7 separate regions of the Mus musculus genome follow, and regions 1, 2, 3, 5, 6 and 7 are each linked to region 4. The links are chromatin loops, found by intact Hi-C in ENCODE. Cell type or tissue: heart. All regions are shown on one strand. Region 1 has its middle 34 kb from the start of Gm41563. Region 2 overlaps Hsf2bp (heat shock transcription factor 2 binding protein). Region 3 has its middle 25 kb from the start of Gm30571. Region 4 holds the start of Sik1 (salt inducible kinase 1). Region 5 overlaps Gm30255 (a long non-coding RNA gene). Region 6 has its middle 7.9 kb from the start of Cryaa. Region 7 has its middle 15 kb from the start of Gm30187.

Region 1 (4,000 bases), 65 kb before region 4:
GGTCTTAGGAGTTCTACAGCACCAGGGGTTTGGAGAAGCTGGTCACCAGCTGCCCTGAGACCTTTGGACAGCTGCCTGACCACACCTCAACCTTGGACTTCTGACCTCCAGATCTCGGAGACAGTGAATGTCTGTGGTTTAAGCCACCCAGCCTTCTGTGCTTCGCTTCATCGGCCACAGGAAACAAATACACTAAGATGCTCCAAGTTAGGGACCCACGGGTGACTCAGCACTCAGCCTCTCAACCACACAGAACGAGCCTAGAAAGCATGGTGGGGTGGGCGAGGGAAGGTCCCAGACACTTGGAAATGGGAGCCACACAGTTGCTTGGTGGGGAGGGAACACAGTGAGGCCTTGGCGTTCTCCAAACCACAGTTCCATGCGAATCAGACACTGTTTGTCACACACTGTCTGTCACCACCCTAGGCTCTTAGTGCCAGCTTCCTGTCCCCTAGGCTGACGGATCCTGAGCACAAGATCTTAACTCTCAAGGTGGGGCCCTTTAACTGCTTTCCTGTGGGCCTACGCCCCTTCAACCTGGCTGGTTTGGAGTCTCTGGAAACCTTCTTTTCCCGGATTCTTGGATTCCAGGGAGAGAAGCTGGTAAGGACCTCCCTTGGGGAGTAAGGGGGAAAATGACTCGGATCACAGAGCACTAAGAAGCCTTCACCAAGATGTAAAGAGCCCAGGTCACCTTCACAGGCGATGCCCAATCCCTCAGTCTGCTAAGCCAGCAGGGCAACTAGTGTCTGACCACAAGTCCATTGCAATCACAACTGCACCCCCCCACACACACATACCTTATTCTCAACCCAGGACTCAATGAGGGGTACAGAGGCCATGGGAACAGAAAGAGGGTGTTTTGGCTAAGGAGCATGAACGACCTTGTAGACACTAGCAGAAGGGATATGGGCAGCTCCACCAGGGGTAATTACTGCCACAAGTTGGAGCATTTTGCTGACAGGAGGGGGATGGGCTGGGTGACCATGGTGACAACCGCTTGCTCGCTTGCTTGCTCTCTCTCTCTCTCTCTCTCCCTCTCTCTCTGTGTGTGTGTGTGTGTGTGTGTGTGTGTGTGAGTGAGAGAGAGAGAGAGAGAGAGAGAGAGAGAGAGAGAGCAGGCTGCCGGCGCCTTCCCAGAAATTCTTTGTAAGGATAAACCACCCAGTCTTTGAAGTGATTCACAACTGCTCCTGCCCAGAGCAGGAGGCATCAGTAAAAATGAGAGGGCACACGGGAGGAGGGGTGGGGAGGATCGGGGTTGTGGAGGGACACATGTAGGTTTACACACCCCTACTACTGACTGCCCATCTCTTTCCACCCAGGAAGAGGCTAGGCTACGGCACAGCCTCTGTGACACACCAGGAAAGAGTAGACAGTGCCCCCTCTTTCTGACCCCTCTGTCTCCCAGTGCTCACACTGGGGGCTCTTTGAGGACGCTTTTATCTCTGTGAAATTGCAGGTTTGCAGGCGTGGTGAGGGCTCCTACCGAGGGCCTCAATTAGCAGGAGTTCTCCATGACCCGGTAGACACAGAGTGACAAGCCGGCTGCTCTGGGAGCCAAAGGGAGCCCAATGTGGGAGGGATAATCCACTTCCGCTCCGCCTCTGGGAGCTTGACCTCCGCGGTGTGCGCATCATGGAAACTGCCTTCAAAGCCCTGCACCGTGGGGAGAGGGGTGAGGGCTCAGCAGCATGTGGCTCTGTTGACCATGCTGTCTGTCTCTCTTGGGATGCTTGCCTGGGTTCCTGAGAGCCGTGATGTCATTGTGACTCTCTGCAGCTGCCAAGCACCCGCCGTGCAGGCCCCTCCTGGCCAGCTAGGCACTGACGCAAATCAAAAGCTTCCAGCTCAGGGCAGCTGCCACCCGCCACTCAGCTGGCAGCCTGCGGTCCACGGAGGGAGGGCGTGCAGGTTCCAGAGCAGGGCAGCATTTGAGACAATCAGCTGCTCTTTAAAGGGTGGCCAACGTGGCATATGGTGCTCTGAAGGTCAAGGACAGACAGCTGTCCTAGGAGCTATATGTCCTGCCTGCTAGCCCCCTACTGCCCCTTGCCCTCTTTCTAGTGCCACAGGGGTCTTTTAGCTTTGTCCACTGGGTACTTGGAAGGAAAGAAGGCCAGGTGGATACACAAACCCAGAAGGGAGTGAGGGTGGCCCATGGGCAGTAAGGAAGGAAGAGTGCACTCAGCAGAGCTTCAGTGGCCTGCCTTCCTTGGCCTCTGAGGTGCTGCCATCCCCATCAGAAGACTCTCCATTCATGTGCCTATAGCTGCGTGAGCATCTGCTGAAATCTAGGAGAAATGTGTTGAATGAGTTCACGAGGGTGGATGATTGTGAAGACATCAGGCACTCTCTAGGCACCACTGAATGGGGTCAGGGGTGGAAGCCCTGGTCACCCTAAGCAGAGCGACATGCGGCCTAGAAATTCTCCCAGCCTACCAGAGCACACCATTCTTCCTTAAACGGGAGGACTTTCATTCATACGTGTTCACACAGACACATATACACCCATGAGATCCACTCAAGAGGCACATGCGCCTGTATGGTACATGCGGACATCGCACATAGATGTTCACGGTTTCTATAGATATACACGCACATATAGGTTCACAGCGTGCACACCCACGCAGGCACATAATGAGCCTACTCTCACACACTGGTACATTCATATGCAAGCATTTGTTCGTGAGCGTGCACACTGCGTGTCAGGCCCAAAGTCGTCTCTTCATGGCGACCTGCACGAGCAGCGCATGCGCAGAAGCTCAAAAGCCACAGGGCAGATGGCTACAGTGGGATAGCTACTCTAGGTTGGGCCAGGTCCGGGTGGGCAGACCTAACAAGGCTAAGGATACTGACATGATCTTTAAGATGTCTTTTCTATGATGGGTCAGGTGGATACGCAAGCAGAGCAGGGTGAGGCTGCGTAGTGGACAAGCTTTGTGAGAGGAGGATGCGTTCCAGCCACAGAGAGAACAGTTAGCTGACAGCTGGAATGGAACCCTGTGCTGTACCGAGGAAACCCCGTGCCTGCGTGGTTCCTTGAGCCACACAACCAGAAGGGTGGAGAGATGCACCACTCGGGAGCTTAAAGAGCATGACCCCTCTATAAGGGTGGGCCTCTCTGCCTCAGGGGCAGAACAAATGCCAGCCCCACAATCTTTGTGTGGGTCAGAGAGGCCAGCAGGGGGGATAGGAGGGAGTTGCTCAGTGCCTCCAGCCCCAGCAAATACGCTCTGTCCCGGAAGACCCTGGATCCTGGAAACTTCTCAGAGATTACTGACCCAGGGCCACAGGACATGGGCTCTAGGATTTGAAAACGACAGGAACTTTTCCAAGCAGGGCCCAGAGCAGCTGAGACTTCCGAGGAAAGTTCCAGAACAGGACAGCGGGGTTGCGACGGGACTTAGAAGGAAAGCAGCCCTGTGAGCTGACAGGCAGTGGCTCTTGCAGATCAGGAGCTGCTGCTTCTCCATGTGGATCGAGGCCACCCGAACCGTCATCTCTTCCTAGGATTAGGATCTGCTTGCTTCCCATGTAGCACCTTGTCCTAGGGCCATGAGAGCGAAGCCTCTTACCTACCGGAGGCTCAGGCTTCCCAGAAGTCCTGCGTGGGTCTGTAAGGATGGCGGGTAAAATCACAGCCCCCTGGTACCAGCCTGGCTCTGGCTAACAGCTCCTCAGTGGCCCTGTTCTCACAATGGGACCTTGCTCCTCCGCCTGGACCACCAGGCTACAATGTGTGTAATGCTTTCCTGCAATACTCTAAGCAACGGGTGCAGGCTGCATCCACCAAAGGGTCGTTGGATGATGCTTCCAATAGGGATCACATGGTGGCCATCATATATAAATAGGGATGAGGTGGGAAGAGGAGGGCTCAGGCAAGTGTAGTTATCTTTTTCTCCTTTTGTGCTGTGTGTGTGTGTGCACGCACACGCATGTGTGTGATATCTATTCAAGTATACATGTGTGCTGGTCTGAGTTCACTTGTGTGCGTATA
Region 2 (4,000 bases), 170 kb after region 4:
ACTCAATAGAACAACTGCAGTAGTAAACGGAGGCGGGAAGCAACAGAGATCAAGACAAGAACATGCTACAGTGAGGGGGTAGTGACGACGTAACACTTCCTCTCCACCAGCATTTAGCTTATGAGTCAAATGGCCAACAAAAAACTCAAAAGACACCCACATCAATAAACCAACGAGAAGCATATTATCAACTTTAAATACTGTCATACTGCAGAAATACCACTGTTCAAAAAATGGGGTATTTAATTCAAAATTTTAATAGTCTGATCTCAAGGCTAAGAAATCAAACTCTTTTTTTGCCAATATATATGCAAGATTTGAGAATAAATACTAAGAGAGAGCAGCTGGCTAAAGCCTAATATGCTTAGGATCCCAGGGGACTTGGACCTGGCACATGGAGTTTATTAGGTGGGCCTCAGAACTTACATCTCTTCTCTGTAAGGTAACTCTTTCCTATTACCACTTTCATGGACATATCTACTACATTTGCCCCCTCCCCCCATCCTCCACTCTCATGCATCTCCCACTGCTGCTGACCACCTGACTGTCAAGAAGCCTCCTCTTACTCTCATGGCTTGTGGATGCTGTTAGGGTTGGGTATGACCTTCTCAGTTTAGCATCTGTTGTGTGAACAAGAAGCACAGGTGACTTACCAATGACTACAGCAGTGAGAAGAACCACTCCCCTTCCTCCAACAACCAGTAGCTGCCAACTGCTCCTCAGGGAGGGGTAAAGAGAAGGTACATTTCTTTTTTTAAGATTTCTAAAGATTAGCTAGAAAGATGGCTCAGTGGTTAAGAACACTGGCTGATCTTATAGAGTTTTGTTCCCAGAACCCACATGGCAGCTTACAACTGCCTGCAACTCTGACTCCCAATCCTGGCTCCTCAGTACCAAGTGTGAATACCGTGAACAAACATACAAGCAAGCACTCACACACACATAAAAGAAAAAAAAATCCTTTTTTTTTTAACTGTATAAATGTTTTGCCTGCATATATGTATCTGTACCATGTTCACACCTGGTGCCAATGGAAGCCAGGAGAGGGTGTCAGATCCCCTGGGACTGGAGTTATATACAGTTGTGGGTTACCAGTGCTGGGACCCAAATCCTAGCCCTCTCTGCAAGAGCAGCAAATACTCTTAACCACTGAGCCATCTCTCCAGCCCAAAGAAATTAAATTTCTAACAAGGTTCCTAGCAGAGGCTTTAATTAATCATACTTCAAAACCAACTACTTCAAATCAACAGCCTCAGCTCTCATCACTAGCAGCAAGAAAGGAACACACAGTGGACAAGAGAGCTCAGCTACAGCAACAGGAGTATAAACAGAGGGTAATGAAACCCGAGTAAAGGAACAAATGCTTAAAGAACATATGCAAGACCACACACCCCTCCACCTCAAGGAGGAAAGGTTTACAGGCTGGTGATCAATCATGTGCAGGCAAGGGAAGGGGCACGCTTTGTGCTCCAGAGATCTGAAAAGGCAAAGGAACACTTACACAAAACCCCCAGGGACTGCCTAGAGCCATGTGGCATCCCAAGCATTCTGGAGAAAGAACAAAGAAAGTGCCTACATTTCCTTGAGACCCTGTCCAAGAAGGAAGATTAGAACCCAAAGGTCAACAACAAGGTGGAGATTATGAAACCGGCTGGCAAGGTCCCTTTCACATTTCCTAGAAACATGCAAGCCCCGCTGGACTATTTATTCTCCCCTACGTCAGAGCTTTCTTCCCCGACTTTTCAGGTATGTCATACCATGTGAACTCTCCTTCGTCCCACTAATCCTGACCACCCACGAAACCAGTGAGCAATGGACCTTCATGTCTTAAAATAACACTGTTGAAGACATGTAATCGTGTTGAATGTTATCTACACATATACATTATAAGCATATGTGAATACATTCCACATAACCAGACAGAAACTAAGTAGTAAAAGTATCAGCAGTTTCGATATTTTATCTTTGCAACTAGCTCTTAAAGTCTGCTTCTATTATTAAACTTTGCTACTCGAACACAGCCGAAAGGAGGGGAGCAATTAAATCTCTGCAAATCTTGCATGTAAAAATATACAGAAACCAATTTTAACCATCCAACACTTTTGTTATAGTAAATTCCTCTCTGTGTAGCTTTATGTGGACATGCACAGGTTTTCACACCAAAGCAACAGGCTCAACAAGGCCATTGTCACAATATGGAACCCCAGAAAAGTTCAGGCCATACTGCTCAAGAGACTATTTCCATCCCTACAGCAGTTGTATCAGCTGTGTCAGACCACCGCCTAGTGGCCTGATGGAACCATTGCTTGCAACCTACCACCGCCACCAGGACATGAGACTATCATGTTGTTTTATGCTGCACCCCAAGGGCTTAGAAAAATGTTTGGAATGTTGTAGAATGAGTATCACTTCTTTATACATTCTTCATCTTCTACTTGGACAGAAAAGTACAACTTTAGTTAAAACAAAAGATCTCCCTTAAGAATGTACTGCTTTTAAGTCAGGTGGTGGTGGAGCATCCTTTTAATCCCAGCACTCAAGAGGCAAAGGCAGGCTGAACTCTTGAGTTCAAGGCTAGCCTGGTCTACAGATCGAGTTCCAGGACAGCCGGGACTATACAAAGAAACCCTGTCTGGGGGTTGGGGACTGGGGACAGTGGGAATATACTGCCTTTGGCCAGGAGTGGTAGTGCATGTCTTTAATCCCAGCATTTAGGAGGCAGAAGGCAGATCTCTATAAGAGTTCCAGGCCAACCTGATCTACATAGCATCTCTAAAATGGTCATAAAAACAATACATAAAAAAATATATTGCCTTTGCAAATGTTTTCAATCTACAAACATAAATAATATAGACAACGCAATGACTGATACACAGAACGGAAACATCTTACACAAACTCTGTATGAAAACAGGTTATCTGTCACCCAGCCTAGCTGCTTCCACTGCTTTTGCACTCAGAACAGGAGAATCTCTAGCAACACAACTGCATAGAGGCTGGCACATTAGACAGACTAGGGATAGAGGGAAGCCATGTACGTCGCAGACTATTTCAACAGCAATACTTTATACAGCTCAGGCTTTGTTTGGGGGTTTAGATCACAGAGTCTCACTGTATTTTCCAGAATCCAGCTGCCCCAGCCTCCTCCGGGCTGGGATTATAGGTGTGAGCCACACATAGCCCGATAGGTTTGAGTTTGAATTGTTTTGGTGGTATTGGTAGCTGGTTTTTTTTTTTTTGTTGGTTTTTTTTTGGTTTTTGGTTTTTTTTTTTGTTTTTGTTTTTGAACACAGATCAAAAACGTTCAGATCACACTGGGATCTGGTTTCTCTTCCCCTGTTACCTGGCACGTCTATAACACGTCATCAGTTGTTTTTCATTAATGTGAAATACTTTTTACCACAACAGCTGTCTGAAAACACAAACACTTTTAAATAACCACTAGCTTTTTCCTCCCCAGTACTCCGGAAGCTTCAGAGAAAGGAGTGCAATACTGACAAGCTCCATCTCACTCTGAGCTGAGATTTGGGTGGCACAATCCCTGCCAAGCACATGGAATGCAGTCCCATGGGCTGCGGACTTTCAAACCCTAGTCCGGGTGCTATCAGGGCCAAACTCACTGTGAGAGCTTGACAGGTAGACTTGTTCCTTGCCTCTTTCTGCCCAACATTCCCTGGATTAAGTAGCACTTTGGCAGACCCTACCTCCACCTTCACATGGCCTGTTCTTCACTATCTTCCCTTTCTGGCCTCCCTATATCTTCACACAGACCTCACTGTGACCCTGGTTAAAACTCTCCTGACAAAATGGACTAGAGCCCAACAGGCCTCACTGTTCCCCTGTGACATTCTGAGGACCTGGGGACTATACTTGAAGCTATCTTTTCAGGGAAATGCTTGACAGATACTTCTGCAACTTGCCAGGGTTTCATCAGACTGTCAGCCCTTTGTCAGGCGTTCCCACTCACATGGTTTTCCACAGCAAACAGACACCTCCACAAT
Region 3 (4,000 bases), 81 kb after region 4:
GAGGTTAGAGCTGCCTAGAGGTAAAGCGCCAGCCTATCCTTAGGGATGTGACCAGCAGGCCCACAGACACTCAGGACAGACGCCATGGAAGCCCTGGGCAGCAGCTGCATCAGCACCCTGGGTAACCGACAGACACTGTGGCAGCTGTGGCCTGGCCAGGCTCCCACTCACCTTCTAGAGCAACTCCATGCTGCAGCATGGCAGGAAGAGCAAGTGCTATCCACAGGGAGCCACAACAAAACAGCAGCCAAGAGCACAGGTCCAGGCTCCCTACAGGAGCCCAGACCACCTGAGGGGCACACAGACAACCCCAGAGCTGCAGCATGAATCACATACAGCAGCCTGGCCTCATCTGTGGCCTCATCCAGTTGTAACCCTTCATCACGCTGTGCTGGGGTAAAGGACAGTAGGGCCTGTCTACACAGAGCACACATCTGGGAACAGTCAGTGAACTGTGTGCTGCTGTGGTCAGGGCCTTGCCCCAGCACATCTGGTCAGATCAGGCAGCCTTGCCCCATGTCAGCTACACCCTGAGGGCATTGTATAGAGCTGTAATATACTACTCGATCTCTCCTCTAGCAGACATTCTATGGTCTCCCTACATCTCTGGGGCTCCGGTCTCCTTACTGCAAAGTTGGGTACTCCCTGCCATCCTCTCACACCCCTGCATTGCCCCTAGTACCAGGGCTTGCTGCCTGCCCTACCTCCTGACACCAGCCGAGCCATGCAGTTTCTTTAATGAAGAGTAAATGCCATTCTTTTGATGGAGTTCCTGGGCAGGGCTTTGGGCTGTACCTAGAACCTCCAGTTGAGAAGCCCTGGTCTTGGGGGTCCTGGGAATCAGAAGGGACTTTCAGAATACAGCTGTTACCTGGGCACTGCCTTCTGTACCTAGCCACATCTGGCACCCAGCCAACAGCTCAGAACCTCCAAAAGCATCCCAGTGCCAGGGAGGGAGCCTGTGCAGGCTAGGAGCAGGACGGAGGACACAGTTCCTTTCCATCCTGCTGACTGCTGTGGTAAATCTTTCAGACGCCCAAGAGGCTGAGTGCTCAACAGCCTGGCATCAAAGCACTTACTGTTTAAATGGCTTGCCCATCCTAGGAAAACATCATGGCTTGGGCACAGCATGGAAGTAAGGGAGGAAGAAGGGAGGCCTCGCCATGGTCTCCCTCTGTGCCTTCTTACCCCATTTAAAAAAATGCTCTGAGTTCAAGGTTTCTCCACCCCTCCATCCTGCACAGTGCACTGGTCCCACAAGGAGCAGAACCAGACTTGGGAAGCTGAAGCAGGAGTTCAAGGTCTAACTAACCTATACAGCTAGTTCAAAGTCAGTCTAGCAAACACAGCAAGACACTGTCTTAACACAAAGGATAAAATGGCCTGAAGATACATTGCAATGGTAGAGCACTTGCCCAGCACTCATAAGGCCCTTCACTGGATCCTTGGTATCACAAACAAAACAAAAAGAGAGCAACTAACCATGTGATACCTGGGAGGTGTACCTCTGGAAGGCACCTGGCAAGTAGTTAGTTCAATCGCCAAGCTTCAAGTGACAGGGGCCCTGAGCACCCCCAGGCTTCTCTGAGGAAGGAGGCAGCCCCTTACACCAGGTTTCTGCCTCTGCCTTGCTCCCCAGACCCCAACTGCCCTATCCATTATGGACTGAAATCTTAGCCAGAGGCCAGTGCCTAGGGTATGAGCCAGCCCCACTTAGCGTCCCAGGGTGCTAGAAAAAGACTCCGCTTGAGGGGGCTTTTTACTTAGATGTGAGCCTGAGGAGACAGTGTCTATACTGGGATACCCAAAGATGGAAGACAGTCCACAAAGCACAGGGAGATGGCAGGTTAGTGTGAGAGGAAGAACACTTGGAGAGACGGGGATAGGGAGGAAACAGGAAAGACAGGCGCCAGGGCTCGGGGAAGAGACCTTCATCCAGAGTGCCTGCTTACATCAAGGCCCAGTGGAGGGCTGCTAGGGAGGTGGAGAGATGCTGCTGTGTGGAAGGAAAGAAGTGAGAGTGACAAAGCGCATGTGCTGGGTCACAGTCTGGGTTCCAGCAGCAGCAGCAGCCCCCAGCTGCAGTCCAGCTGCTTGGAGCAGCCCAGAGAGACAGGACTATGCTACTCCAGGACCTAGCATTGCTAGACAACACTGATATCTGGCTGGCCGGAGAGGGATCTAAAGCCAGTGAGCAGAGGACAGGAAAGGGCAGACAGTGTGCTTAAGAGGTCTTCCAGAGGGACGACATACCAAGGAGCAGGCTAAACTGGAAAGGCCACCTGGGGTTCAGGGCTCCCAACACTGCCACCAAATGGTGGAAGCCACAGTGATACAGATCAGGAAGTGGAGTGGGTATTTTGTCTCTGAGCCACTTCCACTGGCCACAGGAAGTCACAGGGCCACAGGATGAGTGACTTGGGGTCCCTTTGCCACAAGCGTGTGCCTATAGAGCCCTCACTTCAGATCATGCCTCAGTGTGTATGAAGAGCAGGTTCCCGGGGAAGCACTCTTTCCAGTGAAAGAGTCTCCCTGTGAATTCCAATCTACACATGTCAATGCACACGTGTCCTTTCACAGGATAAATCCTCTACATCGGATGGAAGGGTGGGTTCCATGGATGATGGAGTCCGAAAAATTCAATCTCCACAAGCTGTCTGTCTTCCCAGAACACAAAATCTATCTGACACTATAGAAGGGAGAGAGAGGCTGGGGAGACGGCTCTGTGGGTAAAGCATTTGCCACCAAGTGTGAGGGCCTGAGCTGGAGTCCCTCGACCAACAAAAAGTTGGGCATAGTAGGCTGCATCTAATAACTCCCAATACTTTCATGGAGGGATGGGAGGCAGAAATGGGACAATCCCCAGATGCCTGCAGGCTAGGGAGCCTGGTGTACATAGTACAGGAGCAGAAATGTAAGAGAACCAGTCTCAAACAAACTGGAAAGAGAGGACTCCCACCCAGGGCTGTCTTCTGGCCTCTACCCGCATGCCTTCCGTTCAGCAACACCTGGTAGGCTCGGTACTCAGACCCTGGATGGCCAAGTCAATCTGGTTAGAAGAAACAGAAACCACTAGACTGGCCCTGTGACACCATGAGGGAACACACCCCATTTCTTCCCAGGATGTTCTTTCCCCACCCACCCCATTCTCTGATAATAATATTATCAGATAATAATATTCTCTGATAATAATAGATAATAATATTCTCTGATAATAATAAATCTATTTATTTCTCAGAATACAAATCAAGACATCACACAGCATGACCTAGCTTGTAGGCCCTTTCCCTGTGACCCCCATCTCTGTACGTGGTGAACCCTTAATGCATCATCTGATGATGACAAGGACCGTGTGGGTGTGATGCAAACCCCAGCCCAGTCTTTCTAGAACTTGGTCTCGAACCTTCAGCTTCCTCCCCAATTACAATCACTCCTTGGATTTGCCATCCACATGGGGAGGCTTGCCTGAGACCAGCCCAGTGCTCCAGCCAGCTTGGCCTGCCTACATGCCAGGCTCTTGGGAAGCACTGTGACCACGCTGGGCCTGAGCCACGACTTTCTAAATCACTCTGTTTTCAGTCTAGCCCGCTGGAGCGCTGGCTCACTGACACACCTGTTCACTGCACTGCGTGCATTCCCCTTACTCTCACTCACTGACTCACGGACGATCTATCCTGCCTCGGGTAGAAATTACATAGCGAGGGCTGGATGGCCAGGAACACACACCCTGACCTGCATCAGGCAGGAATGTAACTCAACTTTCTCTCAGATGACCTGGCTTCTCCCAGAGAAAAGCCAGAGGCAAGCAAGACTCCTGCACAGGCAGCTCTGCTGAACTTAGGAAACCCCAGGGAGGGAGTGGGCCAGAGAACCAGAGAGAAAGGGAGGCCGGTCTCAAAGGTCAGGTCTCCAGCCATCCATGTCCATGGACAGCAGAGGCTCTGTCTTCAGGGAACTTCCGGGGCCTGCACCAAATATGGACATCCTTTTGGAAGCTGCT
Region 4 (4,000 bases):
AATTAAAGCCTCTGTATTTTTCAGCTAGCTTTATTACAAGGAGCTGCTCACTTCTGTTGTGTTCCCCCCTCTCTATTTCTCTCTCTCTCTCCCTCTCTCTCTCTCTCTCTCTCTCTCTCTCTCTCTCTCTCTCTCTCTCTCTCTCTCTCTCTCTCGGAAGGGGGCGGTTGCTGGTCATTATTATCTTTGCTCTTCCCTAGTAATTGTACAAATTATGTAGAAGCATAATACAAAGCTTTTTTCCCCCTTTACCAGACTAAACAATGTCATCGTTTACAATTGTGACAATCAACTCCACAGGACTGAATCAGCACAGGGGGCCACCCCCTGGCTGGATCCACCCCCTGGTTTAGTCCCCCCCCCACACACACACACAACACGCGCGCGCACCTGCGTTTTGGTGACTCGGTGCCGCGCCAGCTTAACCACTGCAAAATTGCCTTTGCCCAGGGTCCGTTCCACGTCGTAAAAGCCCACCCGGAGGGGCTTCTGCTGGCCCTGGCCAGTGCCTGAGGGGACCGCACTGAACTCCGACATGATCACCATGGCTTCGGGCCGCACCTGCGGGTCAGCGAGGAGTGCGCTCAGCACCGACCGACTCCGGCTCGGTCCCGATCCCATTCCCCGCCAAACCCGGCCACTGAAACTGTGTCCGCCAGGCCACCACGCGTGCGTCCTCAACCCTCTGTTCCTCCAGCCCCAGGCTCCTAGTGTGGCCCCGACCCAGGTTCGCAGCTCACACCCCCACTCGCTCATTCCTTGATACAGTATCTCCTCGGCTAAAGTCCCCACGCACACACTCCTCTATCCCGAACCCCCAGCCTGCGCCCCCACGCGCGCGCCCCCTCGATCCCAGGTTCCCTCAGTGCGAGCCCCCACGCACGCGCCCCCCGACCTCCGGTCCCGGCCGGGCGCGCGCGCCAGCAGTCCACCCGCAGTCGACCCCAAGCCAGCTCCTGGACACCCTACGGTCCCGGGTTTTCACCGCGCTCCCGTCCACCAGTGCCAACGCTCGGCTCCTCAGGACAGGCTCCACAACCGGGCGCTCGCAGACCCGCCTCCGGGCGCCGACCCGCAACAATAGGGAGCCCGCCGGGCTGGAGTCCTGCCCGCGACCCCAGGCGCGCACCTGCGGGTTTCGGAGACCCGAACCCGCGCCATTGCTCACCTCCGCCGCCCTCCGTGAGCCCGACCCGGGATGCCACCCGCTCGGCTGCTAGCTCTGCTCCGGTGCCCGCCGTTCGCGCCGCCGCCGCCAACGCTGCCGCCACCGCCCGGGCCTCGCCGCATGTCAGCGCCCCGCCGCCGCCGGCCGCACGCGGCAACGCCCCGCCCCGCCCCGGCCCCGCCCCGCACAAGCCCCGCCTCGCCCCGCCCCCCGCGGCAGGCACAGCCCATTGACGTCGTTTTGACGCCAGAGCGACGCGCGGCCCGGTGCCTGCCGAGGGGGAGCGGAGATCGGGCGGTTGCCAAGAGACTGGAGGCTCTGACGCGCGCGCTGGTGAGGCCGTCGCCATGGCGACCGCGGGCGGTGACGTCAGGGGCCCGGCTCAGCAACCGCCCGAGACTGCTGGCGCCCCCTGCCGGGCATGGGCGACACTGCTGTAGCCCACCCCCCCACCCCACCCCCGCCCCCGACTAGGAGACCGAGCCTGCTTTAGGACCACTTCCAGGGGCTTCATGGTGGGTACGGTGCCCTTTGGGTGCTCAGTGCTCGCTTCGGACTCAGCAGGGTGGAATAGAGCTGCGGGATTTTCGGCGTGGGACTCTGGGGCTGATGGCCCTAGACTGATCAGTCTGCTATGCTGGGCACTCGATGTGCCGCCAGCAGTGGCTGCCCCTTGACCCTCACTTCATCCCTGAGAGGGCCGGCCAGCTGCAAGAATGCCTGGCTCTAGGAAAGTGTTGGTTAGTTGAACGCCACTTACTTTTGTTATAGAAAGAGAGAGGGGGGGGGGGAGGAGAGAGGAGAGAGAGAAAACCTCTAAATATTCAGCAAGTTGGAAAGTTAAAGCAGGAAAACGCGACTCATTTTCCCAAAGCCTCCTGCTTCAAGGGCCGCCTGGTCCAGCAGTGGTGTCCTGGGACAGCTGAATAGGACGCGTGCTTTAGACACGGGCTGCAAAAGGACCCAGCCACTACTCAGGGCTGATAGGTGGGGCCCTTGGAGGACTGGGCACTTTGCCCATTTTCTTGCTGTCTGCCAATTGGCCCACCCTGTCTGTCCCCAAGCTGCTTCCAGACAACAGATAGGACACAGGGCGGCTGGGACCTTGGAACTGACCCTGAGAGTGCCTGCCGGAAGCAGGGCCCATTAAAGGGGAGACGGAGTGTGGAGAGAGTGGAAATGGCATGTGTGTGACTCCTTCTGTTTGTGTTCCCTCACACCTCATCAGAAAGTAAGATGTGTTCTTAAGGGCAGACGAGAAAGGGGACAGACGATTCTCCAAAGGCTAGGAAGGTGGCGGTTTGGAGCTAAACTTCTGTGTCTCTCTTCCTCGTGGCTTCCTGTGTGAGAGAAAAACTAGCACCGGGTGGATTGATTAATCACAATTGATTCAGAATTCATCAGAATTCATTCCTCAACGGAGGAAGACTTCCTGGGTAGAGGCGGGTGGTAGGCTGGCCTGAGATAGGGCTCGCAGGGGCCAGCCATGTACTACTGCTACTGTACATTACTCCCACAAGGATCGTACCAGTTGCAGCCCTGCCTTTCCCGGTCCGTGTGTTTTGAAGGACATTCAAGGACAGTAGCCATCTCAGGGCCCCTTAGTCTTCCAACATGCTCCCCCTGGTTTGTCCCAGGTTCATAAATCAAGGTTTGGGGCAGTTATTTAGTCTCTCCTATCTGAACAGCTTACTGCTGTTCCCCTCACCCCTGGGCGTCCTAACATCTCTCCCTGTTCCCAGGAGAGCTGCACAGAGGGTAGGAAACCCCTTGTTCTTACCTCATGGGCCCCCATCCTTTCCCAGCCTGTCCACCCACTGGCCTCGGTCTAGCCAGAGCCTTCCCAAAAGGTCTGAGGTGTTCTTCGCAAGCATGTCATCAGTGTGAGGTTCCAAAGGACAAATGGCTGAGGTGCCTATTAACCTGTCAGGGCTGACACTTGCGTTAGTATGTCTCAGCATCTAAAGTGCCTGGCTCCTCTCAGCCGCCTTATTCTTATGTAAGCTAACCATTTTGGCCATGGACTGACTCTCTTGGTTCTTCTTTGGTCTCTTTCTCTCTCTTCCCCTGCCCCCTCTCGGTCTTTGTCATCTTGGTCTTCTTTGTCTCCCTCTCTCTTCTTTATCCTCTTGCTCCCCATTTGTCTCTCTCCTCTCATGGTCCAGTCTATTGTTCTGACCATGTTCCATCTGGACCCTTCCAGAGGCCTCTGGTGGTTCTCTCCCTCATGACTACAATAAAAACAAAAACAAAAAAATTCCCCTCAACCATACCTCAGTCATGTCCTCAAGGCAACACAAAAAGCTTGGGGCCCAGACCTAGTGGAGGATGCTGTCCGGAGGCAAACCCGGATCCAGGCAAGTGTCTGGCCCCTCCTGAGCATCTGCTTCCAATAGCTGTCCTGTGCCAGCAGTGACCATATCTGTTCCTCCCAGATCCTAGAGGAGGAGCTTGCTGTGTCCATAGAGGCAGAGAGTGGGGCTGGTACCTGGCACTCTCTTGAAATCCTGTCTTCCCCAAGTGGTTCTGTGTCATTGATCCCTGGAAACTATTTCTTCCAGCACCTTGTTTTTTGTTGTGTTCTGTGGTAATGTTTTGGCACTTGAGGAGGAAGAGAGCACCAGGCATGCGCTGCTTTTGGAGACATGAGCAAATGACTCAGGGATTCCTCACCTAGATCAGGGGAGGGGCACTAGATTGTGCCAGTGAGGTGACTTGGTGACACAGTACTCTGACTGGCAAATGAGAACCACTCTGTTTCCCATCACACCTGTCCTGGGAGTGTGATGGTCCTGGAGGCTGGTTTTCTTGCTTGGACCATGAAGTTGGAAG
Region 5 (4,000 bases), 130 kb before region 4:
CTGATGTGACCCAGCATTTGTTAGGAAAATCAGGGCTGGCCTTCCTGCTGTGACCTTACCCTCCAGTGTTAATCCATCTCTAGCCTGCTGCAAATCTGGTTTCCTTCTCTCTGGGTGCAGGGCCTTGTCTGAAGGTCAAGCAAGGATCCAGAGAAGGAGCAGGAGGATTCTGGGTCTGACACTGAGTGCAGCCAGCTTGGCTTGGCTTCTCCTGGACTCACTGGGCTCTTATTCATGGAGTGCCAAGGCCAAACACGTTTGAGTGACAGTAGCTTCCTTTAGCCTTGCCCTTGCCAATTCCGTGTTCCTTTGTCCCAGAACAGCTACTCAGCAAATGCCGGCTCCTCCTCAGTTACCAATCTGCAAGGTACATGCCTGCTTCCTTTCCCATGGCGGAAGCAGACCAGCTTTTCATCTCAGTCTCTGCTGTGCCCTTCCCACAAGCCTCATCTAAGCCAGGGTTTCTGTTAGCTCTTTCTGCTCTTTCTGAGAGGAATATAGGTTAGAGTGTGGAACCTGGGGTCTTAACCATGACAATGGATTCCATCCAAGGTTTGAGGGCCCTGCTGTGGCACAGGCCCTTTGAGACCACTGCAGGTCTGTGAGATGGATGTGGTCAGGGGATATCAGCAGTCCTTCCAAGCAGGTTGGCAATGTCCTCTGGGGTCTTGACAAGGCTGGTGACATGTGTACATGAGAAAGAAAGATAAACTTGAACAGGTCCTTCTGTGGAGGTTTGTCCCTGCAAAAGAGTTGAGGGGACATAGGAAGAATGGAGTGAGTCCCACATCCCACATCTGACAGATGGAAAGACTGACTGGAAGTGCCGGCTGACCCCAGAGCCTCATTCTCAAAGACTGCACGGCAGCAAAGCTATGGCTGGTGGGACTTCCTCGCAGGAAGTGAATAAATGGACGAATTCTGGGGCTGCTTTGCCAGCTACTCTGGAATCTGCATTCCTGTCTGGAGCCCCAGTAGAGGTGCTCCCGAGAGACCCCCTGCCCAGGGTTGTGCTGAGTCAGCAGAAAGCTGACTCATGGCCCTCCAAGAGACATGGGAAGTGTGTTCTCCCAACCTGGGCTAATAGGGGAAGTTCCTGGCCACACAGGGCTTTCCCTGAGGAAGGACCTGGCTCCTACCACTTCCACAGACACCTCCATCAGGGGACTGAGGGCACTGTGGCTCAATAGCCAGCCCTTAAACATTTTTAGGCAGCCAACAGAGCTGCAGGCAGGGCCCCTGGAAATCAAGGCAGGCTTGCAGAGGTGCTCCTAGGCTCAGGGTGTCAGAAGGATCCCCATGCCCTCAGGAGGGAAGGGGAGAAAGGAGGCCTCTGACTCTCCACAGCTCTGCTGTTGTGTGAAGAGCAAGGCTCTTTTTGCCCTGGATTCACCATATGATGGTGTCTAGTCTTCAATCTGTCTCTCGCTCCTGGCCCACTGATACCTCCTGTGCATACGTTGTCTGGTCTAGGTGGGCTTCAGGACCGTACCTGCTGCTCTGCTCATGGGTACCGTTTGTCTGGAAGGAACATGAACAATCAGAGGGCCAGGGCAACTCTGTGAGTTGCAAGAAAATCCCTGGTACCAGAAGAGCCACCAGTGTCTCTCTTCTATCAGCCCAGGTGCAGAGGCTAAGCTTAGAGTCACCATAAGAAACATCAGCTTTCCACTGTAAGGAAGATCACCATGGGTACCAGAATCCAGGCACCTGAGGACAAAGAGGCGAGGCCCAGAGAAAGAGCTGCCAAGAGCCCCTAAGGTTGGGTGGGGGGTGCACCAGAGGCCATGTAAAAAGTCCTTTCTTCCAGATGGGGCTGTCCAGGGGGCTATCCTCTAGGGGGAGGTGTTGCTATTTTACTGTTTGCCAGAGTGTGCAGCAAGCCTGTCTGGGCCTGCCATGCCTTTGTGACTTGGACCTTGGCTCTGATCCCACACTGAGCCTGCTGGTTCCTAGGATAACTTCGTCTTGCAATGGGGTGGGCAGCTGGGGAGACAGAGGCTGCCTGACAGGAGGAGGCAGGGGCAGGCATCTGGGTTAAGGCTAAGGGCTGGGCAGGGTGGGGATGTCCTGGGTGAAGGGACACCCAGCTGGTCTCTGGGCAGGTAACATGGGTTGGGCCAAGTGACACTGGCTGAGTCACGTCCCACGTTGACAGGTTGCGGTGCGGGCATGAGTCAGCCGCAGCTGAGCCCCAGGAATAGAGGCTGGGAGGGTAGCTTTCTGATCTTGATGCTCTTGTAGGATCTGTCTGGGTCCGTGGAGTGACAGAGAACTTGTGCTGGGAGGGGCAGCTGTTCTGTTGCTTAAAATGAAAGGACTGTCCCTGCTACTGCCTGCTGGAGTCTGTCTGGGCTATCATACCAAAAAAAATACCAAAAAAAAAAAAAAAAAAAAAAAAAAAAAAAAAAAAAAAAAAACACTGGGAATAGGCCACAGAGGAAAACTTTGTCTCTCACTCTCTGTCCTGAAGGTTGATGTCCAATATCAGGGTGCCTGAATGTTCTGTGTCAGGTGAGGAAAACTCTGCTTGGTAGACGGTGTTTCCTTGCTGAGTCCTGACTGGGGGAAGGGGAAGGGAAGGTCTCTGGGGGTGGGGGTCCCTTCTGTTAGGGCTTTCTTTTGGTTGTTTTTCTCACAGCTATGAACAAAATGGCAGACTAAGAGGTGACTTCAGTACGTGAGGGTTTCTCTTGGCTCTCAGTTGGAGGGCACACACTCTGTTGCAGTCAGAAAAGTGATAGCAGCCAGCATATGAGGTAGAGGTAGCCGGGTCAGGGAAGAGAGAAGGATGCTGGTACTTAACTCACTTTCTCTTTTGTGCTCAGTCAGGGAGGCCCCAGCCCATGGGATGCCCCGCCCCCTCTGTTTAGAATGGGTCTCTCTAATTCAGCTAACCAAGACTAAAAACACAGATACCACCAGATGCTTGCCTTCGTGGCAAGGCCAAATCCCATTAAGTTGACAATCAGGATTAGCTTTCATAGACCCCACCTCCTTTCTGGAGGTGCTCTCCTGTCACTGTGTTAGCTCCACCCCTAGGAACTATCTCCTTGCAGGTTAGGTATCAACCCATATATTTAGGGGCGGGGACACACACACTTTTGGATCATGTCACTGCAGTAGGTATACTGACTTCTTGCTTGTTATCCCTGTCCCAAGGCCACCAGGGCAGGGAGGTGGGCATGGTGGCTACTGTTGACTAGCTCTGGGAATAAACACTGTCCAAGATGGAGATGCCATGGTCCGGACACTTCCTCCACATCTCCAGTCTCTTGAATCCACACAGTCCAAAAAGCACTCTGGATTTAAGGTGCTGAAACTGAGAGATGCTACCAAGAATGGATCTGGGGAGACAGAGATGGACACGAGCCCCCAGGAGTCAATGGGATTCAGTTTGTGGGCCCCTAAGTGCTACAAACTGTGCTGTGGGCTTCCACATGAATCGTGGCCTGGCTAAAGATATCAGTATGAGCATGGGGGTGGCCATTAGTGAGAAAGCAGATCTGGGGGACCGCTTGTCTGGGGTTCATGGAGGCTCACTCTCCCCTATAGAGGCTGAGTACTGGAGTCAAGGCAGAGCACAGGAGTTGGCTTCTAGGCTCAGCACCACAGGCCACGGTGTTGTTGAGGTAAGCCTGACAGGTGTGGTTGATCCTTCAGGAAGCACTTGTGTGTCCCTGGCACACCACTGCTTGAACTTACAGGCTGGAAAGGGGCAGTTTCTCACTTTTCCCCTGTACGTAATTCTCTTGGTGTTGCGCTTCCCTGGAAACTGCTCTTGTCTGCCTGGCCACTGGTCGCAGTCAGACACTGAGAGCTCAGGTTCCCAGCATCACCTTCTAAGGCCTCATCCTTGGCCTTCCTGCAGAGCCAGCCACTCCAGCTCCCCTTAAGGGCCCCTGCTGGAATGAGGCCCACACAGTTGGACACCAGTTGGACACCCTGGTCTGGAATCTGCCTCGGCCTGAAGTACCTCCTTCCCAACTGTGGAATGGGG
Region 6 (4,000 bases), 170 kb before region 4:
ATCAGTACTGTCATGTTTGTCTAGGCAGAACCCAGACTTAGCCAGGGACACACTGAGGCCCTGGGACAGCAAATGGCAAGGCCTGGAAATCTCAAGATCCACCCGGGCTTCTTTCACAGGTCCTATGTATTAGGAGTTGTGACAGGTGACCCTGACCTCTTTTGGGGTCCTGGTGAGGTCTGTTAGATGCTGTCCCAGTAGGAGGCTATGATGACCCAGCTCTAACACACTGGGTATAGCCGTGTCTAGGACAAGCTGCCCTCTTGGGGATCTGATTAGCTGTCAGAGGTTGTCCAGACTTGGGGGCTTTTGTCTTTGCTGGTCCCACAGGCTGTGGAAAGAACTCCTCAACCGTCAGGCTGGAGAGCCTGGTGTACAGGGCAGGGCATGCCAGCTAGGATGATGCCCTAACAGGTACTGGTGATGCTGAAGGAGAGGCTGGAGGACAGCGTCCAATTTGATACATGAATAGGCACCCCAGTTAGCCATTTGTCCCAGGTTCGAGACCTAACAACCTGATGACGTCATTGCCATCACCACTGTCACTAAGAGCATCATGACATCATCGCCGCTGCCACCCTCACCGTTCTAGTTCTCTCTCTGTCGCTATAGTAAAACTCTCTCACTAAAAGCAACTTACGGGGAGGAAGGGTTTATTTGATTTACACTTCCAGGCTTCATCCTTCACTGAGGAGGGTCAGGGTAGGAAATCCCGCAGGGACTTGATGCAGAAACCATGGCGGATGATGTTTGCTGACTTGCTCCAACGCTCACGTTTAACTATCTTTCTTTCTATTTTTTTTTTTTAGAAAAAAAAAACATTATTTATTTTATGCATATGCATACACTGTTGATGTCTTCAGACACACCAGAAGAGGACACCGGCTCCCATTACAGATGGTTGTGAGCCACCATGTGGTTGCTGGGAATTGAACTCAGGACCTCTGGAAAAGCAGTCAGTGCTCTTAACCACTGAGCTGTCTTTCCAGCCCCAGTTAGCTTTCTTATACAGCCCAGGACTACCTGCCTGAGGAATTGTGTTGTCCATAGTGGGCTGGTCCATGATACATCAATTAAACAACTAAGACCATCTCCCACAGACATGTCCACAGGACAATCTGATAAAGACTCAACTGAGAATCTTCCCTTCTGCCCCCCCCCCCTTTCCCTGCCTCCAATAATCTCAGATTCTGCTAAGCTGATAAGTAACGCTAACTGGGATGATCACCTGCATGATAATGTCATCACTGGCCCAGAACGCTGGCCGCACTGGCAACTGGCAGGCTTCATGCAACCTACCCAGAAGCCTGTGGCTTGGTGAGAAAAATCCTGGCTTAGAAATGGAGTCACTTGCCTTGTGTTGCCTGCTGGTGAAAGTTGGGTGAAACCCACCTCTTCCTTTAAATCATTGGTTCTCAATATATGGGTGGTGACCCCTTTGGGGGTTGAAAAACCCTTTCACAGGGGTCACATATCAGATGGCCTGCATATGAGATATCTACATTACAATTCATAACAGTAACAAAATTACAGTTATGAGGTAGCAACCAAAATAATTTTATGGTTGGGGGCGGTCACCACAACTTAAGGAACTGTATGAAGGGGGTGTGGCGTTAGGAATGTTGAGGATCACTGCCTTAAAGCCAGCACTTTGGATCTCCAGGTAGAAGGTTATTATAGAGTCACAGGAAATCAGCAGAACGGGGTCTCTGAGGAAGGCGGTAGATGCTGCTCCTGTTCTGTGGGGGATTTTCTTTGTGGCAGCAGGCTGATTTATCAGTCTCTCTGCAGGAGAGTCCCGCGTTAGTTTAACATGGTGTGACACAGTCTGACCACCAGGTGGCAGAAGAGGCATTGCCTCAAAGAGGAGACCTTGCCAGGCACCGACTCAAGAACACCAGCCTTAAGGGTCACCTTCACTAGGAGACAGGGAGCAGCCGCAATAAACATCAGGGGCCTGGTTCTGGGGGCCGTTGCCTGTGTGACAAGGAATTGCAGGAGATGCCACTGGCCCCAGGAGTTTGGGCCAGCAGAGCGCCTAAGCAGGGGACACACAAAGGGCCAGTTCCTTCATAATGAAGAATCTGGAACATAATGGAACAATCATTTGAAGGGGAGGTCGCCTAACAAGGCCAGCATCGTGCTGGCCTGCTTTCTCTGCTGCGGTTCCAGCGCACACTGACACGAGCTGTGAGCCGGCTGGACCCCAGGGGCTAGGGCTTCTTCCTGAGAAAGAGACAGCCAGAACTGCCTCCTTCCGGCCACGCTGCAGAGACCCATGTGGGGGCTGGGAGGCTGGGAGAGAAGGGGCTACCAGGCAGCCTCAGCTAACACATGTGTTGAGATCATAGGTTCTGTCTTCCTGGCTCGGCTTGCTGACAGTCTCAGCTTAGAAGGAAAGGCATGAAGGAAGAGTTGGAGGCTACCCAGGATACCAGCCTTCTCTGCAGGGTAGAACTCCCCACCTCTAACCTCTATCTCCTGCCCTCTCCATCTCTCACTTCAGGAAGTTTGAGAGGGGAGCCCCAGGCTGCAGCTGTTAGGAGGTCCTTTAGCCTCTGTTCCTCCCTCCCACGGCAGGGGGATGGGGGCTGCTGTTGTTAGCTTAGAGGCTGGGAGCCCCAAGGACATGGGATTTCTTCCAAGATTCCTGGCTGAGGACTGAGTTAACCGAGAGGCAGGCAGAGCACAAGCCTGTGCTTGCAGGCTGTCATGAGAACACGACAGAAAGGAAAACATGCAGGTACGCAGGTGTCGTGTCACAGGCATGCATGAATGCACACATGGACACACATGTGCAAACACACACACTATGAACACACACCATATATACCTCATGTGTGCGCACACACACAGACACCCACACATACCACAAACAGCCTGCGCACACATATGCCGTAAACACACCACACACACATATACCACAAAACACACCACACACAAACACCTACACACAATATATATACCACAAACATACCATACACAAATCACAAACTCACACTACACACATGTACATACACATATACACAAACACATGCCACATACATACCACAAACATACCACAAATACATACACACACACATACACACACACACACACACACACACACACACACACATATATATATATATATATATACCACAAACACACCTTCTTCTTCTTCTTTTGTTTTTTTGTTTTGTCTTTTGAGACAAGAGTTTCTCTGTGTAGCCCTGGCTGTCCTGGAATTCACTGTGTAGATCAGGCTGGCCTTGAACTCAGAAATCTACCTGCCTCTGCCTCCCAAGTGCTGGGGTTAAAGGTGTGCGCCACCACTGCCCAGCACCCTTGAACTTCTATCTCTGTCACAATGGTTCTTCCCATAAGCCCCTGCTCCCAGTTCTTCTCGAGATCAACTGACTCAGGATATCATGACTCCGTCTTTTTTTATTGGTTTTTTTTTTAAGATTTATTTATTTATTTATTTATTTAATGAGTACACTGTTATCATCTTCAGACACACCAGAAGAGGGCATTGGATTCCATTTCAGATGGTTGTGAGCCACCATGTGGTTGCTGGGAATTGAACTTAGGACCTCCAGAAGAGCAGTCAGTGCTCTTAAGTGCTGAGCCAATCTCTCCAGCCTCATGGTTCTATCTTTAACTCAGTCATTTCCGTGAACACCCCATATAAGGTTACACATTTGAGTCTGGACGTTAGAAGTAAGTCATATCTTTCTGAGAATAGGAGACCACCCACAAGTCCCTGATGTCCCCAAGTTTGTCTTTGTTTCACATACACTGTTGTGCCTGCCCTCTCCAGGAAGCCCCTGATATCTGAGGACAGATATCAACACACTTTAATGATGAAGAAACCTATAAAAGTATAGGATGGAGAGCCACAAGCCTGAGTCCAGCCTCTAGCCGGCTGAACCAGGAGCACACACAGTGACCCATGAAGTCAAGGCTAAGTTCACTTACTCTTTTAAAAACTTACTATCATTGTATTATTCTTCGAGTG
Region 7 (4,000 bases), 160 kb before region 4:
AGGTTGCCTACAACGCTCTGAGGTTCTTAGGGTTTTATGCAGAGGCATTTTTGCCTGCCCTCCTTTTCCTAGGAGAGCATCACGCTTTCCAGGCAGAGCTAGAATTAAGGACTAGATCTGCCTAATTTTCTGCCACCCTCCAACAGCCTGACACCGAATAGTGATTCCACAAACACTGTAGGATAAACAAACAAATAAGGAGTGAGCGGGCTAGTACATGAGGTCTCATCCAGTGACTTCACAGAAGAGCATCGTGCCTAGCCTCATGTTCCTTCCTGTCATAATTTTGTCCCCCACAACCTCCACCCCTGGCTTGGCAGCTTTTGGCTCTAGATGATCATTAGGCTCACTGAGGCTGCAGATGGGGGTCTCCCCGCCTCCATTTGACTGTAGCCTGGAGGCTGGTAGGTTTGCTCCTTATTCTTAGAGGGCCCGATTTAGGACATGTCCTCCCCAAAACCTTCATGGGGGAGAACTAGATCTCCAACCTCCTGTGTGGCTCAGGAATCAGGTGTGTGATAATTTGGCAAAATTGGGGCCAGTGACAGGAGTTTGCTGGCTGGTTTTTACAAAGGGTACCCAAGGTGATCTCACTCACGGCAGGTCTTCTCAGTGACCTGCCACAGTGGCCCTTGAAGCCAGCTGGTATTAGTGACACTAGCCTCCGAAGTCAGGAAGGCTCCCCAAACTGCAAGAGGATGCACGGTGTCGATGGGCGGCTCTGATGCCTGCTGAGAATGGAACTCTGACTGGGAATGGGCACTTTTGCTCCATTTTGCAGATGAGGACATTGAGGGCCACAGGAAGGGCTTAGAATGATGGTGCCCAGGGCCGGAACCGACTACCCTGGGTGGTTACTGTCCAGGAGAAGCTGCTCTTTTTCCTGAAGTCATCATGTCTCCAGGATCCCCCCCTCCCCATCAGCAAGCATGGACCTGGGGTCATGTCCTTAAAGGTGGTGACCTTGAGCAGATCACAAGGTCACTGGCAGTAGGAAGACCTTAGGTGTGGGAGGAAGCTTGGCAGAAGCACAGTGCGCATTTCACTTCAGAGACAGCATTGACTTTGCATCTAAGAGCAATAGAGGGGCTGGAGAGATGGCTCAGCGGGTAAGAGCACTGACTGCTCTTCCAAAGGTTCTGAGTTCAAATCCTAGCAACCTCATGGTGACTCACAACCATCTCTAATGGAATCTGATGCCCTTTCCTGGTATGCATGAAGACAGAATGCTCATACAACATGATATACATAAATATAAATCTTTAAAAATATCCAAGTGACAGAAACAAGAGGGAGACCAGATCTCAGCACTTCAACACAAATGCTCTTTTCTTTGTATTAATATTCTTGCAGATGCCCTTCCAGGACACAGGGCACTTTGCCCTATTTCTGGAGCAGGTGACAGGGCTTCCAGTCTGCCTATGAGGTAGGCTAGAAGCCTTAGGAAGAGCCTCAGTAGCCAGGCGGTGGATGCTTTTATTATAGCCTGGCCTGGCTGAGCAGGGGTTAATCAGCTGGGCAGAGAGGGCACCCACTGGGCAGAGTGTCTAGCTGGAGCTTAGATTCACAACAGCTAGCTCAGCCAGGATGCTATGCTGGAGTGCGTGGAATCCCAGGGGTTAGGGTTAGGGTTAGGGTTAGGGTTAGGGTTAGGGTTAGGGTTAGGCTGTGGGCTCTGGATGAACAGCCAGCAACCTTCTAAAAGAGCACACAACAGGAAGCTGTTATCCCATGACGCTGTTGGCTCCTACCAATAGAACTACCTGTTGATACCAGGGCTTGAAGATGAGTATCTTACTCTCAGACAGTCCAGGACACGAGGCTTAGGTAGCAACCAGGATAACCCGCTCAGGAATAGGGTGTGGAGGGAACAAACCCGCTCAGGAATAGGGTGTGGAGGGAACAAACTTCATTTTTCTACCCATCCTTCCAACAGAAGAGATTGGGAAATCTGTAGTCCTGAGGGCTGGAAACTAGCTGGATAACACGGAGGCTGCGGCTGGATTTCACATGGCCGACAGGGGGCGCCTTCTACCCAGTTCCGGACCTACAGTGGCGGCTGGTTCCCCTCCTCCCTCAAGGCTTATCATCCAAGGTGCCTCAGCTGTGCTGGGGTTGACGCACAAAGGTGGGACACTGGCCTGCTGGGAGGGAAGAGTGGGGGTGGGGTACATGCAGGGGCGGGAGGATGACGGAGTAGGATGGGGTGAGGTAAGCGGTGAATCGTCCTGCTTGGTCACCCCTCTTAGGTAAGGTCACGACCCTACCCTGGAAAGGGGCCCTCTCCACCACCACTAAAAGCTCTTTGATGCCCACGCTGTGACTCAAACGCGTGCCTTGAATGTCACCGCGACACCAAGAAGATAAGAATAACTCCGGTTTGAGGAGCAGTGACCTCATTCAGTCCCACCTCCCTCTTGCTGGCACAAGGCCAAGTTGCCCACTGCTCTGGGCTTCAGTTTCTCCATCTTATTACTTGGGGATTCCAATTCTCAGTTTCAGGGCTGTAAAGGGGGGCGGGGCAGATGGAACTCAGCCGGCTAATAACAACCAAGAGAGCAAGGATGGGGGAGGGGGAAGAGGGACAAAAAGGCAGTGGGAAGTTCTAGGTACCCACTAGTAAGAGGCTGATGTAACTTCTATGTCTTTCCTTTGCTGACTTGAACTTGTTCTTGGATCCCACGTCCCTGGAAGGGTAGATGCCCTCAATCCAAGGCCCATGACAGCGCTGTGGGTGGGACCCCATCCCCACAGGTGCCCTACTGTGCCCCATCTCCACTTCAGGACTGAGTTGATTCAGTCGACACAGGCAGGTACATGTACATACCCACTGCACACACCTACTACACATGCTGCAGGCTGTGGATAAAAGTCGGGGGTGGGGAGAAGATGGCGTGGGGGTGTGCTCTTCACAGAGAAACGGGAGTCATCTATATGGTGACCTGAGCCCGACTTGCCAGGTACTGCACTGCTGCTCAGGGTTGTCACAGATCTTAAAGCAGGTTGACCTCCTTTGTGTCTACCTGTGACTGGGATCCTGAGCATCTACAGTGTGTGTGTGTGTGTGTGTGTGTGTGTGTGTGTGTGTGTGTGTGTGTGTGCCTGTGCTGGGTTGCGTGCACTCTCTGAGGGTAGAGGTGCATCTGTTTTGCCACAGTGGCACTGGCCTTCACAGCTCTGGACAGAGATGCTAGAGCCTGGATTTCATGGCTCCTGGGTCTGCTGGGAGGGAAGAGAGGAGGAGGGAAGGTGGGCGTAGAGCTCTCCCCTCAGTCTGTACTATCTGCATGAAAGTGTAGCCGCATTTCATATTAGCCACAACCCTGGAAGGCAAGTGCTACTGTACTTGGTTCAGCAGAGGGATGCTTTGAGAAGCTTGCTATATAGGAATTACCAGAATTTTGGGGTGCCCCTGTATGCCTGTAAGGCTGTGGCCACATTTTTCTGGGACCCTCCTGTACTTTTGTTTGTTTGGTTTTTTCTTTTCCTTTCTTACTTACTTTCTTTCTTTCTTTTTTTTTTTGACAAAAATCTCTCTACTACATAGTTCTGCCTGCCCTTGAACTCTTGAACTCAGAGAGAGCCCCCTGCCTCTGTGTCCCAAATGCTGGGACTAGAGGCATCTGTTTCTGTACTGTTTCTACCCCTACCCTGTAGGGATCCCCAACCCCATGACCACCCAGGAGGTGTCACTGAGCTCCCCTGAGCTTGTGTTCTGTTTGCCCTTTGAGTTTTCGATGGCCCAAAGCCAAGGAGTGGCCCCACCAACCTCACCATGGCCAGTGTGGTGGTTGCTCAGGAAGGGGGCTGTGGCTCCCTGCCTATCCTCAGGCAAGCTCATCTCTGCCTCCTTAGCACCTGCTGGGTACAGAGTACCCATGTGCCTCAGAGGGATACAGAGTGTGTTCTTTTTTTTTAAAAAAATTTATTTATTTTTATTATATGTAAGTACACTGTAGTTGTCTTCAGACACTCCAGAAGAGGGAGTCAGATCTCATTA

What was found. Peaks named below come from ENCODE experiments on the same cell type or tissue, not always from the same donor. Only the 100,000 strongest peaks of a DNase experiment are listed, where the experiment ranks them.
Region 1: it touches region 4 in a loop (5-fold over the local background); 12 of 42 quality-filtered maps call a loop at or near these places.
Region 2: it touches region 4 in a loop (7-fold over the local background); 29 of 42 quality-filtered maps call a loop at or near these places.
Region 3: a loop joins it to region 4, with 6 times the contacts of the local background. A loop is called at or near these places in 10 of 42 quality-filtered maps.
Region 5: a loop joins it to region 4, with 7 times the contacts of the local background. A loop is called at or near these places in 3 of 42 quality-filtered maps.
Region 6: it touches region 4 in a loop (6-fold over the local background); 35 of 42 quality-filtered maps call a loop at or near these places.
Region 7: a loop joins it to region 4, with 4 times the contacts of the local background. A loop is called at or near these places in 35 of 42 quality-filtered maps.

What each region holds. Positions count from the first base shown.
Region 1 is chr17:31,789,102-31,793,101 of GRCm38, forward strand. No RefSeq gene overlaps it. Among named protein-coding and RNA genes, the nearest start is that of Gm41563, 34 kb to the right of the region's middle. In heart, no CTCF peak of the experiment used is centred here; a DNase peak (open chromatin) is centred at 1,740; H3K4me3 peaks cover 751 bases; H3K27ac peaks cover 3,207 bases.
Region 2 is chr17:32,023,310-32,027,309 of GRCm38, forward strand. All of the region lies in intron 2 of Hsf2bp (heat shock transcription factor 2 binding protein), which reads right to left. Among named protein-coding and RNA genes, the nearest start is that of Hsf2bp, 9.2 kb to the right of the region's middle. In heart, no CTCF peak of the experiment used is centred here; DNase peaks (open chromatin) are centred at 1,602 and 2,282; H3K27ac peaks cover 686 bases.
Region 3 is chr17:31,935,152-31,939,151 of GRCm38, forward strand. No RefSeq gene overlaps it. Among named protein-coding and RNA genes, the nearest start is that of Gm30571, 25 kb to the left of the region's middle. In heart, a CTCF peak has its summit at 2,315; DNase peaks (open chromatin) are centred at 2,140 and 4,000; H3K4me3 peaks cover 328 bases; H3K27ac peaks cover 3,386 bases.
Region 4 is chr17:31,854,504-31,858,503 of GRCm38, forward strand. Sik1 (salt inducible kinase 1) reads right to left here and starts at 1,301. Exons shown (of 14, transcript NM_010831.3): 1 at 1,169-1,301; 2 at 391-561. The coding sequence starts at 546. In heart, CTCF peaks have their summits at 1,559 (motif pointing left) and 2,389; DNase peaks (open chromatin) are centred at 1,468, 2,198, 2,948 and 3,708; H3K4me3 peaks cover 2,926 bases; H3K27ac peaks cover 4,000 bases.
Region 5 is chr17:31,727,189-31,731,188 of GRCm38, forward strand. Gm30255 (a long non-coding RNA gene) reads left to right here. Exons shown (of 3, transcript XR_385531.1): 2 at 3,556-3,632; 3 at 3,872-4,000. Among named protein-coding and RNA genes, the nearest start is that of Gm30255, 2.3 kb to the left of the region's middle. In heart, a CTCF peak has its summit at 1,846 (motif pointing right); DNase peaks (open chromatin) are centred at 223 and 1,853; H3K4me3 peaks cover 319 bases; H3K27ac peaks cover 3,773 bases.
Region 6 is chr17:31,683,831-31,687,830 of GRCm38, forward strand. No RefSeq gene overlaps it. Among named protein-coding and RNA genes, the nearest start is that of Cryaa, 7.9 kb to the left of the region's middle. In heart, a CTCF peak has its summit at 1,840 (motif pointing right); DNase peaks (open chromatin) are centred at 1,901 and 2,611; H3K27ac peaks cover 1,123 bases; H3K27me3 peaks cover 305 bases.
Region 7 is chr17:31,691,394-31,695,393 of GRCm38, forward strand. No RefSeq gene overlaps it. Among named protein-coding and RNA genes, the nearest start is that of Gm30187, 15 kb to the right of the region's middle. In heart, a CTCF peak has its summit at 2,013 (motif pointing right); a DNase peak (open chromatin) is centred at 2,078; H3K4me3 peaks cover 796 bases; H3K27ac peaks cover 2,321 bases.